Linked DNA regions of Homo sapiens: region 2 is linked to region 1. A link is a contact called in ENCODE Hi-C or POLR2A ChIA-PET data. All regions are on one chromosome and are shown on one strand. Each heading gives the region's core, a stretch centred on a gene start or an enhancer-like site at or near the end of the contact. The rest is flanking DNA. Distances are from core to core; before and after follow the strand shown.

Region 1 (3,196 bases), core at 441-2,940:
ACTCATCATCATTAATGATAGCAAAATGCAAACGAAAACCACAATTCCTTTTCTCAACCATTGGGTTAGCAAAAAATTACGAAGTTGGACAATACCAAGGGTTGGCAGGGTTGCTGAGGAATAAGAACTCTTATGCACTTCTAGTGGGAGTGTAAATTGGTACTATCATATTGCTCAGTAATTTTAGTCCTGGCTGTGTGCCCTAGAGAATCTGCACAAATAGATGAATGTATATGCATGCAAGAATGTTTATAGTAGTATAGTTTGTAATAGCAAATGATTGTTATTTCCCAAATGTCCCTCAATATTAGAGTGAATACATATATTTGAGACATTATATTCATATGATGGAACACTACATAGCAATAAAATGAACTTGGCTATATGTATCGAGATGTGTGAATCTCAAAAGCATGACATTGAACTGATGCAGCAAGACACAGAATACAGGGAGAAGCACTAGAACTGGTAATATTCTGTTTCCTATGCTGGGTGGCTGGGTTCACAGATCTACATTCTATTGTAATTCTTTAAATATGACATATATGTAGGGTACATTCTTTTGTATGTATATGTCACAATAAAAGGTGTCAATGCAACAAAGAATGGGAAAATGGATTCGGTTGTTGAAATAATGAATATCATTAACAGGACCACTGTGAACAAAAATAAGGGCTGTAATGCTATACAAATGGTTATTTGCGACTTGGGATAAAGTTTACAGTGTCTTCATCATACTTGGATTCAAACGGTGATATAATGAAGGTGGTGTGCTCAGGAAAACTGTTAGACAACTCAAAAAGTGGCTCTGGTGATGACAAAGGCAGTGATATTGAAGACACCAAAAGAGGGGTTCTTAACATATTTTCATGAAATTACAGTGAAAAAAGTACTTTTAAATTAACATTTTATATGTGATTTTAACTACATATGCGTGACTGATTAATCTAGTTTCATAATACAAGTCGCCATTTATTTCCTCTACATTTATAATACTGCATATATATTCAAATTGGCCAAAATCTTTCTTTCCAATCATCATGCTGGGATTATGGGGTTATATGTGGCACATACCATTCCTGTATATGTCAGGATGGAAAAAGTTTTACCTGGAATGAATTTTTGCCATTTCTGATCCACATTGTACTTCACACAGTGATTTCCTGAAGGAAATATAATGATCTGTTCATCGAAGTAGAAGATATTGTTGGCCACGTGGGATCGAAGACCAAAAACATGCAGCGTCTGAGCTACCACGGCTGACATGATCTCCCGCCAAACAGTTCTGCTGAAGACCAAGGCAGCGCTTCAGAGTGGAGAGCACCGCCCCGCTCCGACCCCGCCCCCGGCCCGGACTCGCCCTCCCCGCCCTTTGCTCCTCCCCTTGTCTCTCCCCTTTCTCCTCCCCTTGTCCCTCCCCTTTCCCCTCCCCTTGTCCCTCCCCTTTCCCCTCCCCCGGGGTCCTCCTCCGCGCCACCCCACCCCCGCGGCTCCTTTTTCTGCCTTTTCCTTTGTACCCTCACTGCTACCAGCTCCTTCTGGCGACCCCCAGGTACCCCCTCCCACCTTTCGTTTCTCTCTGGGTCAGCAGACCACGCATGTATCCAGAGGCGCTACCTGTAGGGATCCTAAGCAACCCGGACACTTTCAAACGCCGTAGCGGTTCCTATAGCAACGACAAACCGGAAGTATGGTTTGCCGCCGGAAGCGGAAGTCCCAATCAAAAGTTGAGCAGTAGCTGTGAGTTGCTGGCGCTGGAGCGATTCGGTGGCACGTGGAGCCACGGCGTGGGAGTAGGGGGCTGAAGGCAGGCAGCAGCGGCCAGGGCCGCCCTCTGCTAGCCGCTTGGGTCTCGGGATACCCCGTTTCTTCCTGTAGGTGTGGGACGTGCGTGCGGCGAGATGGACACTCCCCCGCTCTCGGATTCGGAGTCGGAATCCGATGAATCCCTTGTCACAGACAGAGAGGTAGGTGTCAGCCGAGCTCGTGGGGCTGGGCGTGGGAGAGGGGGCCTTACACCCCTGGGAGTGACCGTGATTGTGTCCTGCAGTTGCAGGATGCGTTTTCCCGAGGGCTTCTGAAGCCAGGCCTCAATGTCGTGCTAGAGGGGCCGAAGAAGGCCGTGAACGACGTGGTGAGCGTGGGCACAGGGTCGGGGGTACTCGGACATGGGATGCGCTTCAGGCGCTGTTGGGCTTGGGAGACCGATTCTTGTCCCAGGAAAGATGCACCCTGCGCCTCGCCAAGAGGGTCAATTACCTGTCTGGGTATTGGGGATTAGCACTTTGTCCCTTCGCCTAACAGCCTGTGCTTGGGAAAGACAAACTCAGAGTTCCCTTCTTGTGAGCTCAGTGTCTGGATTTCCTAGAATGGCCTGAAGCAATGTTTGGCAGAATTCAAGCGGGATCTGGAATGGGTTGAAAGGCTCGATGTGACACTGGGTCCGGTACCGGAGATCGGTGGATCTGAGGCGCCAGCACCTCAGAACAAGGACCAGAAAGCTGTTGATCCAGAAGACGACTTCCAGCGAGAGATGAGTTTGTATGTTTGTTTTCAAATGTTGGAGAAGTTGAGGATCCTTGTGCAGGAGAGTGGGAAAGAGGGGAAATTAGTAAGTCTGCACTCAGAATAAGCCTAGGAGTAGAGAGAGCGGCTTCTTTTGACTAAGAATAGCTAGGAGATTCTTCCTGTTTGAGAGAAGAGCTCTTTGGTCCACGGTCACGATCCAAAATCCACTTTATGGGCTAATTTGAAATATTCATGTTAAAACTTTTTGTGCATGCTTCAGTTATTAGGAAAACAAACAAACAAACATTGCTTATGGGATGTTCTTGTGTGGAATTGCTTTAGTAATTACATAAGAATCCATAATCGACATTCGTTTGTGTTAATGGGTACCTTTAGAGTAGTCATTCTCTTAAACTATTTTTAGCAACACCCCTCCCCTTTTTAAAAACTAGTATACGGCTACATTTCTTTTAGATACTAAATCAGTGAGACAGTTTTTGTTTGTTTGTTCTTGCTAATGGAGGTCAGATTTTGAGAGTCCTTCTGAGCTTGGATAACTCATGATTGGCGGTGAAAAGGAACGTAAGGCCTCCTCCTTCACCTCATTACACATTTTGTCCTACGATTCTCAGCTATCGCCAAGCCCAGGCCGCAGTGCTTGCAGTCTTACCCCGCCTCCATCAGCTCA
Region 2 (3,196 bases), core at 320-2,819, 2.5 Mb before region 1:
TCTCCTGCCTCAGCCTCCTGAGTAGCTGGGACTACAGGCATATGCCACCACGCCCAGCTCATTTTTTGTATTTTTAGTAGAGACGGAGTTTCACCATGTTAGGATGGTCTCGATCTCCTGACCTCGTGATCCGCCTGCTTTGGCCTCCCAAAGTGCTGGGATTACAGGCATTAGGCACCGTGCCTGGCCCCAATTTTTGTATTTTTTGTATAGAAGGGGTTTTGCCATATTGCTCAGGCTGGTCTTGAACTCCTGAGCTCAAGCAATCCACCTGCCTCGGCCTCCCAAAGTGCTGGGATTGCAGGTGTGTGCCACTTAGCCTGATATAACACTTAATAAGTTACTACATGTAAATAGCTGAGAACCGTCCCTGACACAAAGCACTTTACACAGGAGGGACTGATTAAAAACTCTAATGTAAGCAGCCAGTAAAAACAGGTGAATGATAATATGGATCTAGATCTGACAATTTCATTCTTAACCAAGAGAATGGGATGTCTAAAAAAACCTACAGTTGCTGCTTAATTTTAAAAAATCGATTGGGCAGGGCGCAGTGACTCGCTCCTGTAAGCCCAGCAGTTTGGGAGGCCGAGGTGGGTGGATCACGAGGTCAGGAGTTCGAGACCAGCCTGGCCAACGTAGTGAACCTCCCCCCCGTCTCTACTAAAAATACAAAAAATTAGCTGGGCGTGGTGGCAGGCGCCTGTAATCCCAGCTACTCGGGAGGCTGAGGCAGGAGAATTGCTTGAACCTGGGAGGCGGAGGTTGCAGTGAGCCGAGATCGCGCCATTGCACTCCAGCCCACGAGACAGTGCGAAGCTCCGTCTCAAAAAAAAAAAAAAAAAATCGATTGAACTAATTTATTGATCACAGATCTTAGGGCTGGGTCAAGAAATCCTGTATACCAGTTAATGTCTTCATACTATACTTAAGGAAGCAAGTAGGGAGGTAAGTAATCCTGGGCCTCCGAGTAGAATTTAGATCACACCCACACCCACCCACCTGAGCCCCAGACCAAAATGCCCGCAGAGCGTACCCATCACTTTTGTTCAAAATCACTTTCTTCTTAAGGACTTTCCAGACCACTCCATTTAAAATCTCAACCATCCCCCCATCTTTGGAAACTCCCTTTCCTCTGTGGCACGTGCTTTCCAACTAGTGGGTATTAAAAAGTGATAACCTAAAAAGTCCAGGGACGGCAGGTGATGCGGGATTAAGGACTGAGACTCAAAGCTTAATCCTCCTAATATAAATGAAAAAGCTCAATATTCCCATTGCCCTGGTGGGAAGACTGCAAACTGCCAGCTTCAAACTGACCTCTGAGAAAGGAAGGCGGGGTTTAGACGCCAGTGTCTTCGGGAAACCCTGCCCGAGAGTGCCCGCGTCTCCAATTTACTACCAACCCTTGGTGCCCTCCCATCCCAACGTCGCAAATTTACTACCAACCCTTGGTGCCTCCCATCCCAACCTGCACCTGTGGCGACTTTGAGACTTGCCAGCGTTGCACGGAGAGAAGGAAAACAACCGCAACAACAGCCCAGGTCCACTGGAAAGGCACTTCCGGCAAGTGGATTCAGAGAGGCCCCTACTTCCTGAGGGCTGAAAAAAAATGAGTCCGGGTAGGGACTTGACCTGCGCTAATTGGTTCCTAGGCCCGGCTTTCTGTTTGGGGGCCATTCTTAATTTCTAGTTGAATCCAGATGTTGAACGGTCCTTGAAGTTCTATTCCAGGGCTCCCAGGCAGCAGAATCTGCCCACAGAGTTCGGGTAAGTAGAGTGCAAGTACTGAAACAATCTCAGAATGATGGTGGTGAAGGAAGGTAAGAGACGGGATTTTAGGCCCAGTGTGACCTGAATTGCTTGCCATCTGTGGGACTTATGTTTTACTTTGCAAAACAGGGTTTATAAGGCCTATGGGGACACATCTCACTGCATTAGGGCCCTTTACTATCATTTAGAGGGGGAAAAAAGCCCAGTTCTTACATCCATTTTCTTTGCTGGGACCTATAAACTTCATTAAGGGTTAAAGAGCACAAGAGCAGGATTTTCACTTCCATGAAAGGTGTGGTGATAAGGGCCCTAGGCTTGGGGGTGGTTCGGAAAGTCAGATCATTTCTCCTACTGCCCTCGGCTTTATTTCTCGGCTATGTGACCTTGGGCAAGTCCCTTCTCTTATCTAGACTTGTTTCACAGGAAATGGCACCAGGCAATTTTAGTGCCCTTCCGTGTCTATGGATAAAACTGAAGACATGTAGTAGGAGATCTCAGGGGCCCACGCCGGCCAGTCCCTCCAATCCTCCGGATTCTAGGTAGTCTAGCTTCCTGGTTGCCAGCCATTACACGGTTTAGCTTTCCGTGCCGGATGGAGCCACAGCGAAGTCTTCCTTAATAGTAAGCGCTTTTAGTCGAGCTAGGCCTTCAGTTTTATTGCCTTCTCTGTCATGGCAGCGCCGCCCCTTCCAGTAGTGCGATACCCAATGAGACTTCAGGTAGGAGAAACGGCACTGTCGCAAGCGCAGGCTCTCGCCGGAATCCCGCCCTTCGCTTGGGCGGGGGAGTGACGCCTGCGCTCCAGGGGAACTACTACTCCCAGCGGGTAGCGCGGCCGACGCAGCCGCGCAGCCTCCGGGGCCAGGCCGTGTGGCCCGCTGGGGACTGGAGTCTCAACGACGCGCACACGAGAAGTAAGGAGCGGAAGGTGGGAAAGGGCCGGAAAACACACGTTCCTCCGAAACCGGTTTGCAAGTCCTTGTAGAGGTAGTTTCGGGACGCGCACTGGCCAAGGGGCGGGCTGTGGGAGGGTGAAGAAAAAAGGGATACACACATGCATACCCACCCACTCATTCATACGCGCCCAGGCCCTGGAAGTGGGCAAGGGGGTTAGAAGGGGCGTACTAAACTAGGCTTGTCCGTGCCTCAGGCGGCACGAGGAAAGGCAGAGGATTCAATTCTGTAGGGGGCAGAGGTGACCATGCGCCGCCTCAAGCGGCGAAGAAGGGAGCCGGGGGCGGGGCAGGGCATAACCGCCGTTCTGGAGGCCGAACGTTGGCAGCGTAGGGAACTGGCGTCCGGGAGGGTCGCCGGAGCAGTCCCTTGCGCATGCGCTTCTTCAGGTGGGCGTGTGTAAGGCGGGGTCGGACGGGGGATGGGAGGGCCGTGCTGCTGGTCGCTCCTCCTCCTCCACCCGCTCTGCCCC

Evidence for each region. A loop is a pair of places that touch in the nucleus more often than their neighbours do. ChIA-PET counts read pairs that join two places held with the same protein, here RNA polymerase II (POLR2A). Pooled maps may share reads with other maps.
Region 2: a loop to region 1 is called in a map of B cell, with 23 times the contacts of the local background. The contact joins the promoter of TMEM69 here to the promoter of CFAP57 in region 1. A Hi-C loop is called at or near these places in 3 of 168 maps with a recorded cell type or tissue (B cell, CD4-positive, alpha-beta T cell and CD4-positive, alpha-beta memory T cell), 1 of 37 single-sample maps with no recorded cell type and 9 of 50 pooled maps. POLR2A ChIA-PET finds 5 or more read pairs at or near these places in 2 of 52 experiments (B cell and GM10248).

What each region holds. Positions count from the first base shown.
Region 1 is chr1:43,170,824-43,174,019 of GRCh38, reverse strand. CFAP57 (cilia and flagella associated protein 57) reads right to left here and starts at 1,690. Exons shown (of 23, transcript NM_001378189.1): 1 at 1,567-1,690; 2 at 1,110-1,285. The coding sequence starts at 1,266. It overlaps EBNA1BP2 (EBNA1 binding protein 2), which reads left to right and starts at 1,730. Exons shown (of 9, transcript NM_006824.3): 1 at 1,730-1,967; 2 at 2,051-2,134; 3 at 2,369-2,541; 4 at 3,141-3,196. The coding sequence starts at 1,902. MIR6733 (microRNA 6733) reads left to right here and starts at 2,308; the gene lies at 2,308-2,368. RefSeq lists a silencer at 1,264-1,463 and enhancers at 1,574-1,623, 1,704-1,833, 1,383-2,018, 1,964-2,193, 2,019-2,655.
Region 2 is chr1:45,686,554-45,689,749 of GRCh38, reverse strand. TMEM69 (transmembrane protein 69) reads right to left here and starts at 1,569. Exons shown (of 3, transcript NM_016486.4): 1 at 1,475-1,569. It also overlaps a transcript of GPBP1L1 not described here. RefSeq lists enhancers at 1,558-1,627, 2,577-2,906, 2,927-3,046, 3,117-3,166, 3,003-3,196.